Linked DNA regions of Mus musculus: region 1 is linked to region 2. Evidence: chromatin contacts called from ENCODE Hi-C or POLR2A ChIA-PET data. All regions are on one chromosome and are shown on one strand. Each heading gives the region's core, a stretch centred on a gene start or an enhancer-like site at or near the end of the contact. The rest is flanking DNA. Distances are from core to core; before and after follow the strand shown. Region 1 holds the start of Mavs (mitochondrial antiviral signaling protein). Region 2 has its middle 6.2 kb from the start of Gm30378.

Region 1 (6,037 bases), core at 2,300-4,799, 140 kb before region 2:
GGAGTTTGATCCCCAGAGGGGTCCCCAGAAGCACGTCTTCAGATGGCTCAGTGGAAAGAGCACTACCTTACCTGCTGCTTTTCCAGGGGACCCAAGTTTGGTTCCCAGCACCCACATCTGGTGGCTTGAAACTGCCTGTAATTCCAGCTCTAGAGGATCTGACACTCTCTTGTGGCCTGCACACACTTGGTATATACTCACACAGACATGGACATAAATTTTAAAAAAAATTTAATGATTTAGAGACTTGCACAACATAGTAGTTCAGAGATATAAGATTAAATATTTTTTAAAAGATTTTTTTTTTCAAATTATTTATGTGCGTGGGTGTTTTGCCTGCCTATATGTTTGCACACCACTTGTGAGCCTGGTGCCCATGGAGTCCAGAAAGTGGTATCGGATGCTCTGGAACTAGAGTTACAGACAGTTGTGAGCTGCCATATGACTGCTGGGAATCAAACCCAGGTCCCGTGGAAAAGCAGTCAGTACACCTACCACTGACCTATCTCTCCAGCCCCAAGATTTTTTGTTTGTTTGCTTTTTTGTTTTTTGTTTTTCGAGACAGGGTTTCTCTGTATAGCCCTGGCTGTCCTGGAACTCACTCTGTAGACCAACCAGGCTGGCCTCGAACTAGGAAATCTGCCTACCTCCTCCTCCCAAGTGCTGGGATTAAAGGCATGGGCCACCACCACCCGGCCCCAAGATTTATTATTTATATTTTATGTACTTGAGTGTTTTGCCTGCATGGATGTCTGTGTACCATGTTCCTACAGAGGCCAGCAGAGAGCACCCACAGATGGTCGTGAGCTGCCACGTGGGTACTGGAACTCAAACTCTGGTCCTCTGGGAAAGCAGGCAGTGCTCTCACCCACTAAGCCTTTTTTCCAGAACATCTAAGCTTACATTTTAAAAAATACACCACTTTTATCTGTTCACTCATTTATTATTGCATGTATACGATAGGTGTGTAATGTGTGCACACATGTCACAGCATACACATGAAAATTGGAGGACGATTTTTTTGTGATTTGGCTCTCTCCTTCCACCTTGGCTTCCAGGGATTGAACTCGGGTTGTCAGGAGTGCACAGCGTGCAGTTTTACCTACTGAGCCATCCCACCATTTAGACATTGGCAGTGCCTTAAATGCAAGCATTGCTTACGAAGCACCACCATCTGTAATCACGTGTTTTGATTACTTGTCTCTTAGCTGTCCTCCACCTTGGGGAGAAGAGAGACAAGATATGCCACATCCAATTTAAGTACCATTGGAGTGGAACAGGCACCAGATCCATTAGCACATACCCAAATGACAAGCCCAGGAAGTAAGTCTGATTATTTAGAAAGTAAAAGGAGACAGTGGGACAGAACTCCAGGAGGAAATCCCTGCTTAAACAGAGGTGATCCAGGAAAGCCGCGATTGGTAACATCTCACTGAATGATTTTCCATTGTGAAAAGACTGGAGTCTGGGGCAGAAGGCAAAGCAGATGCCAAAGTTCTAAGATGGGATGGAATCTGGAGTGAAGAGAATCTAGGTGAGTGACGTTTAAAGCTGAGGGGAAGGACAGAGGTCAAGGTCAAAGAGGCCACCAGCACGTAAGGTGTTGTGGGAAGGACTTTGGGTTTTACTTGATGTGATATGGGGAACCACTGGAGAGCCTGGGCTCTGATTTGCACTGCAGAACTCTCTGGAGGTTCTAAGGTCTTTGAGAAGCCCAGGATGGAAGGAGGGTGACAAGTCAGGGCCCTGTGAGAGGATGATGAAGGGTGTGGCCCGGGTGGCAACAGAGGGGATGAGCAGCTATATTCCTGGTGCTTTGTAGACAAGGGAGGTAGGGTGGCAATCAAACATGGCTTCTTGGGAAGTGGGGCAAGGAAGGTGCCATTTACTCAACTCTAGGGAAGGCAGTAAGAAGCCATGGAAAGATGGCCCTTCAGAGCTCCGTTTTGACAAGTTTAACAAGCTGTTGGTTTCCAAGAGTATTGTTCAGGAGAGAAGAAGGAAGGGATAGAAGAGGGAACCAAGTGCCCATCATGGAGTCTGAGGCCTCTGAGAGACAGTGCAGGGAGTACCCACGGCTGTTGCAGGTGCAGGCCCCTGCCACGTGGGAGGCGGGGTGCCAGTTCTGCCTAGTGACCTCTGCCACTGCTAACTACCAAATGCTACATTCCTACAAAGAGCTAAGGATGGAAGGCTGGGAGATCAAGGAGATAAGATTGAGGTCTGTTGAGCCTTCAGGGGATGAAAAATGAGGCCTCTGTAGAGGCCAGCCTGATGAAACCCTTCCTCCCCCTTTCCCAGGTCACCTAGAAAGATGTGACGATGAGGGAGTCAAATTATTGGTTTTCTGCAGTCCAACCACAACTCTGAATGCAGCCTGGGGGCGGGGAGTGGCATGGAGCCCCACCAAAAGCAGAGGAAGCTCACAGTTATTCATTTCTCGAAGGTTCTCTGTTAACAGAGGCAGCCTGAGGTCCTTTTACTTATGTCCTTTAACACAATCACAAGAGAGGAAGTGATACCAAGCTACACGGCTGACCTGCAGTGTGGAATTTGTACCCAGACTTGTTGCCATGACCTAACAGCATAGAGGTCCCTGCAGCAGGAAAACCACAAAGCCCCTCTTTACACCAAGGTCACTGCCTGGGGATGTGACTATAGGGTGAGAAGATGCAGCATTTAGGCTCTTTGAAGACATAAAAGTCTCTCAGACACAACTGGCATCAATGCTGCCCTTACTGACATTCACCTGAGTTCTGAGATCGAGGCTGAATGCCCTTCAAGTTTTTGAAGCTTCCCGGTATCCAAAGAACATTGTTTTCTGCTTTCTTTTGATTTCATCCTTTTCCTCAAACTTCTTTCTTATATCAGACCCTTTCTTATAACAGAAAGGGAGGTGGCAAGAGTGTCCTGGACACAGCAAAGCTTCCGACCTGACTTCCACAGAGCTTCTGTCCGGGTCGTGGAAATAAATATCCACACTCCCGAGGGACAAGTCTCCTGGCCTCGGACTAGATTCCTGTCGGGACTCAGGTCTCCAAGTGCAGGGAGGCTGTTTTGAACAGATGTTATTGCCTGCAACTGCCCAGATCCAGGATCAGGCCGTAGCCCGGACTGGCAGGCCTACTCCCTGGCGCGGCTGCCACAGGTCGTTGCTCGTAGCCAGGCCTCGCTCGAGTCACCAGGGCCTGGGAGAAGCAGGGGGCACTCCGAGGTTCTTTCTGTCCAGCCTGGGCAAACTCTCGGCACCACCTACCTGCTTGCTAAAGGTGCTGGATGCGGATCAAGGAACTGCCGGGGTCGCGAATCCGTGTGTGGCCGACCTCATTCTCCCCTAGTTCAGGAGCCTCTCCGACCCCACGCGCCCAGGCCCAGGGCGCCCATGCGGACTCCCAGGCGTAACTGGCCCTAGCCAAGGTTCCCTCCCTGAAGGATCTCAGTGAACACAGAGTCCTGAGCACCGACGCCCAGGCTGCAAACTTACCAAGAGAAACCAGACTAGGCAACAGGTTGACCGCGTTCGACTGTGCAGAGCCCTCGCAGATGAAGGGGGCGGGACGAAGCCAGCCACGCAGCTATTGGTCAGGCGTGGGGAGGAGGGGCGGGATCGGAAGCGCAGTCATTGGCCTGGCAGAGCCAGACTGTGATAGAGTTGGAAGTACGGCTGTTGGCTGGGCTGGGGATGCCTGGGCGGAGCTGAGCTAGGCCGGTCGCAGGGCCAGTGGATGAGTCCTGATGTTCCGGAGCGGCTGGTCTAGCGGCTGGTGCCCCGCAGGCCTTGCTTGAGGTCTCTTCTGATTTCCTGCAGGTGCATTAGGGAGATTGTTTCTTCCTGCTTAGTCTAGAACACTTTTCAGGGGAAGTCCAGATACCCAGAAAACTGCAGTTCTTAGATTCCGTTCCATTCCTCAGGCAAAGCAGATCTTCTAGCCAAGTACTGGAGGAGAGAGGGTCTTCATGTGATCTGCTCCTATGTCTCCAGTGCTCCATAAACGTAGTGTCGCACAAAATGTCATAGGGACATGAGTGCCTAGCCAGATGACACCAGCTGGGCTGGTAGGAACAGGATGCAGCAAAAGACTGCATCTATCTGGGGATATGCACCAAGCTACAACCGCTTATAGCTCCAACACCAGGGTAACCCGACTCCTCTGACCTCCACTGGCTTACAGAGACAAAGGAACGAAAGCTTTTCGCTTCCAGTCAATTCTTTCAACCAGAAGTAAAAAACGAACATAGTTAAAAAGAAATCAGTTACCTCAGCACGGCTAGATGGTAGAAATGTCTTATAACTCGATGTAGGTGGAGAGTACGCAGCTGGAGCACATGTAAAAATATATCAACTGGGGCTGGTGAGATGGCTCAGCAGGTAAGGGCACTTTTTGCCAAGCCAGAGATCTGAGTCTGACCACTGTAATCTGCATAATGGAAAGAGAACTAACTCCAAAAAGCATTGGCATTTATCACCCCTCCCATCATAAATATAAAACAGGAAAAAAGCTGAAAAATGCATCAATGACATACTTAATGCTATAATCTCCTATCTAATACAGTTTTAAAGACAAGCCTAAGGGAGCACTGAGGTTAGAGCTGCCACCATGCTGGAACTCTTTGAATGAAATTAGATTTTATTACTGTTTGTTTTAGTTAGGGTTCCCGTTGCTATGAAGAGACATCATGAGCATGGCAACTCTTAGAAAATTTAATTGGCATTTGCTTACAGTACAGAGGTTTAGTTCAATGTGGTCATGGCAGGAAGCAAGGTGAAGTAGGCACCATAGCAGGCAGACATGGTGCTGTAGAGGGGCGGAGAGTTCTGCCTCTGCATCCTCAGGCAGCAAGAAGGAAGAGCAAGTCACTGAGCCTAGGTGGAGCTTCTGAATTTCTTCAACAAGGCCACACCCACTCCAATAAAGCCTCATCTCCTAATAATGCCACTCCCTATGAGCCAATAGGGGCCTTTTTCATTCAAACCACACTGTTCTTGGTAGCTGTTCACAACCTTCAGCATATGCAAATCACACATAAGATTCATTGCCTGGGACAGACATGGTAGAAGAACTCCCCAGAGCTGTTTTCTGATGTCCACAACTGCCTGTCCCTACAAAACAAATTTGAAAATGTAAAAAACAACTCTGAAGTGAGGTTTAGTGACTTAGTCTTGTTGAAAGCAACAAGGGCCTCTTATTTAATTCTTGCAAAAAGAGCACCAGGCCTGTGAGGACCAGCGTCTAAATGCAGTTATAGATAGCCTTGTCCTTGCTGAACCACGAAGGTCATTGTAACAATCCAGCTTCCTGGCCTGCATGGTTCCCAATCGTCTATCAACACCTCTTTTAAAAATCTAGACAAGGAGGACTGGTGAGATGGCTCAGAGGGTAAGAGCGCTGACTGCTCTTCCGAAAATCCTGAGTTCAAATCCCAGCAACCACATGGTGGCTCACAAACACCCGTAATGAGATCTGACACCCTCTTCTGGTGAATCTGAAGTCAGCTACAGTGTACTTACATATAATAATAAAGAAATCTTTGGGCCGGAGCAAGCAGAGACTGAGGGAGGGGTTGACTGGAGCAAGCAGAGGACCTAAAAATTTAATTCCCAACAACCACATGAAGGCTCACAATCATCTGTATAGCTACAGTGTACTCACATACATAAAATAAGTAAATAAATCTTTAAAAAATAAAAAGATAAAAATCTACACAAGGGACAGTGTCATGCCTCCGGCATTGTGAGCCACATTGGCCATACTTCAAATGTAAAATCCATCTGGATACTGGCCATTGAGATTTCCATCTTAGAAATGTAGTGAGAATTCTGGAATTTTGTCTGTTTGTTTTTTAAACACAGAAATATTATAGGAGTGTGCTTTTGGTTTACTCCCAGGAGCAGGGATGTGGGGCTGCTTTGGACTCTCTGCAGAAGCTGACCATGATTTGCCTTGTGCTTTAGCAGAAGTGTGGGTTTGCCAGCTGCAGATGATTTCTAGGATTGTGTGACGTTAGGAGTTCTGGGAACTTTCCAGAGGGTCTATCA
Region 2 (5,177 bases), core at 2,004-4,503:
GGAGTCAGTTATGTCTGGGCCTGGACATTATACATTCTTAGCTCATCCAATAGAGCAGGACGCATAGGAGTGGGCCAGTGATCCCAGGTATAAAATGATGGGCTGTGGCTGTCCCAAGGGTGGGCCACGACGACATCTGCAAATGAGGGAAGCCCTGAGTGGTGAGCACTGGGTCTGGATGGAAGCTCTGGGGTTGGCAGTGAGCGCCAGTTCATCTCCTCCCATGTGCTGTACAGGTGGAGTAGGGACTAGAGTTTTTGTTTGGGGAAAGTATTATTGTTGTTGTTGTTATTGTTATTAATTACTTTGCTTATTTCACTGCTTTTAGGCAGGGTCTCATTCTATAGCTCTGGCTTGTCTTGCACACACAGAGATCCACTTCATTTGCCTCCGAAGTGCTGGAAGGAAAGGCCAGGAGTTCTTTCAGAGTCAGGCTTGTATTGGAGACTGTTTTCTCTCTGGTCTCTATCATGGCCTGCTCTCCTCATTATTCCCTGACAGAGCAAAGAATCCAATCTTGGGAAGGTTAGATGTTGTCAGGAGCTTCTTCAAGCTGATGGGGGATGTGTTGGCTCCACTTATTGTCTGTTATTCTAGTAGGGGCTCCATGGAGGAGCCATAGAAAGACACCCATAGTTAGGATGGCCTCGGTAGGCATTTTGTGTGGCTGGTAAATGAGGTTTGTGTTGAGGTGTCGGGGGAAGCCTCATTGAAGCATCATTTGGGGACAGAACTGTTGAACCCAGTGTGATGTCACGGGGAGGCCCTCAGGTGAATGTGTCTGTCTCAGAAGGGCTGGGCAGAAGAGAAAGGAGAAAGAAAGCCAAGAACATGGGATAGGAATTGAGCAAAGAAAGAGGCCGGGCACGGTAGTGCAGCCCGTAGATCCTAGCACTCAAGAGAGAGAAGCAAGATCGCTGTGAGTTTGAGGCCAGCCTGGTCTACATAGTGAGCTCCAAGATAATCAGTACTACAAAGAGATCCTGTCTTAATTAGTAAATAAATTAATAAAATAAAAAAAAACCCACCACCACAACAAAAGAAATCAGTGCTTTTCTCTCCGTCATTCAGGCTAAACATGCTGGGTCCATCAACTCTGGGGGCAGCAGGCTTCTGTAAGAACAAGGAGCCTTTAGATCCCATCAGAGCTGCTGGGTCAGGCATGGGGCAGACAGAGGGAATGCCCAGGGTAGACTCCTCATCACTCAGGAAGCACTGTGGCTAGAGAGAGCTGATCAGAGAGGTCTCGAGGCCCTCCAAGGGGCTTTCTGATGACTCCCAGCACACAGAGCGACTGCCCAGGGTCTCTATTGGAGGAAAGAAGAGGAGAACTGAGACTTCTCCACCTATGACATTGATGTGGCAATCGGATGTGAGGATTAGTGAAAGAATGGTTCTTTGGATTACAGTAGAAAGAAAATAAGGCTTTTTAGTAACTGCAGAGAGAGCAGTGGGCATAGTCACACTTTCCTTCCTTCCATTTGTCCTCCTCCTCCTCCTCTTCCTCCTCCTTCTCTCTCTCTCTTTCTTCTTTCCTTCCTTCCTTTCTTCCATTCTTCCTTCCTCCCTCCCTCCTCCCTTCCTTTCTCCCTTCCTTTCTTCCTTGAGACAGGTCTCTCTCTGTGACCCTGGCTGTCCTGGAACTTGTATGTACACCAGACTGGCCTCAAATGCAGGGATTCGCCTGTCTCTGCCTCCCTAGTTCTGGGATTAAAGGCATGCACCACCACGTCTAGTTCTCTAGTTCTCTTCTATTTCTTCCTGTGATAAAAACCAGGCGTCTCCAAGCCTGTTTGCCGTGCACACATTCTCAAGCCTGGGTGCTGTGTAAGTGAAGAATGGGCCCACTACTGGGTTTAGCCAGTATCCCTTCCTGCCTTCTTAGCCTCCTCTCCATCTCTCTCTCTTCCTGCCTTCCCCCTTTTTCTTTTATTCCTTTTGGGCTCTGAGATGTACTCAGCTACTGAGCTACACTCCCAGGCTTCCCCTCCTGGTACCTTTCTTTGATGAATTGCTCTCTCAAGGCAATTATGTGATTTCAGTTTGTTGTAAGTTTCTCCTTAAAGATGAGCTTGCAACTGAGTCCTGGCAGCTTACCTTCACAGTGGCTCATCTGAGGGCTGATGGAGACAGTGGAGACAAAGATAATTGGATAATTAATTGGAGCCCTTGTAGCTTTTAGCTTTAGGGAAGGCTTAATCCCGGGACTGGGTGATATATTTAAGGACCCAGGGTCACAGTGTCTCTCTTCTGCCTTTAGTCTTGTATTTATCCGGGCTTCTCCCAGTGGGAGCATGCCCCTCTTGTGTACTAAACAGGACCCAGCCTGATTGTACCTATCCACTAGAGAATACAGAGCTAGGGCTTTTTGTTTGTTTGTATTTTGAAACCCTGTTTCTCATGCTGGCTTGGAACTTGCTATGTAGTGGCTGGTGGCTTTGAACTCCTTATCCTCTTGTCACTGGGATTTTAGTGGTAATATGGCTTTGGTTGAAATCAAGGCCCTTCTGTCCCCAAGCTCCCCCACACTCTCACCAGTAAAGAGGAGTGAAAGGAGGATGAGGAGGCTCACTCGTGAAGCACTTGCTACATGAGCAGGAGAACCCCTTAAAGGTAGAAAGAGTGAAGCAACTCCACAACGATGTCCTCTGACCTCACGGAACCACACACACACACACACACACACACACACACACACACACACACACACACACAGGTACATGCATATACTCACATGCAAGTACACACACATGCATGCATGCACGTTCATACACACATACACTCACACATGCACACACACACGTACATACACACACACACGCACACACACACACGTACATGCACACCTACACAAAGAATAAATTACAATTAGAAAAAAGAAGAGTGGATTGATTTTGGAACCCTTAACCACAGAATTTCATATTCCTTTCTATTAAAATTTCCTTTTAGCTATTCTATTTAAAATTCCCAGGACTTATTTCTGTTCTTTTCTTTGATGGCTGCTTTATGGTTTTATGAATGTAATGGCGTTAAAATGTCCCCTTTCCTAGCCGTTCTGTTCTTTGTGTTCTCTGTTTGGGTCGGTCTGCTCACCTTTTGTTTACTGGTTCTTTTAGCCAGCAGTGTATCTGGGTGGTTCAGAGCTGGCCTCAGGAAATGGCTGCCCCTGTTCACATTCCATCCCCGCCCAGCTGCTGCACAAACCCCCGGCTCCAGTTTCTTTACCTCCCCGTGACTCAGCTTCCTGTGAACGGAGATGATAGTACAAGCTGGCTCGGAGGCTCCTTAGCCTCCACGTACTGCACTCAAAAAGCTGCCAGGACTGCACCAGGCCCCAGCCCTCAGTAGCTGTTTACTATCCATTTTTTCTTTCTTCCTCCTCTTCCTCCTCCTCCTCCTCCTCTCGATCCTCTTCTTTCTCCTCCCCCTCCTCCTCTTCCGCTTCTTTTTTCTTCTCCTCTTCCCTCTCCTCTTCTTCTGTCCCTGTCCCCACTCCCCACCCCCATGTAGTGCTGGGGGTCAAACTCAGGACCTTGTGCATTCTAGGCAATTCTATTGAGCCACACCCCTAGGCTCCCTCCCTCCCTCCTTCTGTTTCATTATGTAGAATGGGCTGGTCTCTAACTCTAGATTGTCCTTCCTCAGCCTCCCAAGTGCTGGCATTATAGGCATGTACTACCAAGCTTGGTGTTATTGTTTTGTGCTTGTTTGTTTGTTTGTTTGTTTGTTTTAAATTAGGGTCATGTAGCAGGTCCTGATCCCCCAATCTTCCTGCCTCCACCCTCTGAGTGTGGGATTACAGACTTGCATTTCTACACCCAATTCATCTTTCACTGACTTTACAACCTCTCTCTCTGCTCTTTCTCCTTCACCATCTAGTAACTGATCTTTATGCAAGTGGTCCCTGTGGCAGGAGGTGAGATAGCTATTGCTCTTCAAGATGGGCTGAACATCCCACCACTCTGGTATTTAAATACTTGGTTCCCAGTTGGGGGCTGTTTGATTAAGAGTGTGGCCTTCAAAGGGTGGATACTTCGTTCCTTCCTAGAATAGGGAACAAAATACCCCATGGAAGGAGTTACAAAGACAAAGTTCAGAGCTGAGATGGAAGGAAGGACCATCCAGAGACTGCCCCACCTGGGGATCCATCCCATATACAACCACCAAACCCAGACACTATTGCAGATGCCAGCAAGATTCTGCTGACAGGACCCTGATATAGCTGTTTCTGGTGAGGCTAGGCCAGTGCCTGGCAAATACAGAAGTGGATGCTCACGGTCATCTATTGTATGGAACACAGGGCCCCCAATGGAGGAGCTAGAGAAAATACCCAAGGAGCTGAAGGGGTCGGCAACCCTATAGGAGGATCAACAATATGAACTAACCAGTAGCCCCCAGAACTGTGTCTCTAGTTGCATATGTAGCAGAGGATGGCCTAGGCGGCCATCAATGGGAGGAGAGGCCCTTGGTCTTGCGAAGATCATATGCTCCAGTACAGGGAAATGCCAGGGCCAGAAAGCAGGAGGGGGTGGGTTGGGGAGCAGGGCTGGGGGAGGGTATAGGGGACCATAGCATTTGAATTGTAAATGAAGAAAATATCTAATAATAAAAAAAGGAGTGTGGTCTTGCTGGAAGAGGTGTGTTGTTGGGATTGGCTTTGATGTTCCAAAAGATTCATGCTTCCTGTTTTGGATCCAGGTATGAGAGCTCAGTTGCCCCCCCAGGACCTTCAAAAAATCTAGCCAGCAAAGAGCCCCACACCTCTAATGCAAAAAACCCTGGTATCTGAAGGAGGAGGAAGCAGAGGGCTCTGGCGCCCTCTGGGGGAGGCTGGAGGCTCTGCACAAACACTGCAAAAACTGGCTGGGGCTCCTTCACAGGAGCCCAGAGCCTGAGTAGGAGAAATGAATGGACTTAGTAATGAATCTGTAGTATTTACCCAGTTACAAAGCTGGTTCTCTGTCTTGCTTAATGGCTGGAGCAACCAGTAGCCACCTTGGACCATGAGTAGAAGCATTCATTGAATATAGCTGACTGGAAACAAAGGAGTCCAGTTTCAAAATGATCAAGTTGCCAGATACATGGCAGCACACAGCTGTAATCCAAGCACTAAGAAAGCTGAGGCAAGAAGATCACAAGTTCAAGGCCACCCAGGGACTATGTAATAAATCTCTATT

What was found. Hi-C counts contacts between places; a loop is a spot of excess contacts on that map. ChIA-PET counts read pairs that join two places held with the same protein, here RNA polymerase II (POLR2A).
Region 1: a map of T-helper 1 cell shows a loop between it and region 2 (2.6-fold over the local background). The contact joins the promoter of Mavs here to the enhancer-like site in region 2. A Hi-C loop is called at or near these places in 3 of 37 maps with a recorded cell type or tissue (T-helper 1 cell, T-helper 17 cell and left cerebral cortex). POLR2A ChIA-PET finds 5 or more read pairs at or near these places in 3 of 5 experiments (Patski and embryonic stem cell).

What each region holds. Positions count from the first base shown.
Region 1 is chr2:131,231,575-131,237,611 of GRCm38, reverse strand. Mavs (mitochondrial antiviral signaling protein) reads right to left here and starts at 3,549. Exons shown (of 7, transcript NM_001206385.1): 1 at 3,485-3,549.
Region 2 is chr2:131,094,692-131,099,868 of GRCm38, reverse strand. No RefSeq gene overlaps it. Among named protein-coding and RNA genes, the nearest start is that of Gm30378, 6.2 kb to the left of the region's middle. Within about 2 kb of position 3,253, at least 1 of the 3 ENCODE cell types and tissues checked has a DNase peak (open chromatin) inside an H3K27ac peak, as active enhancers do.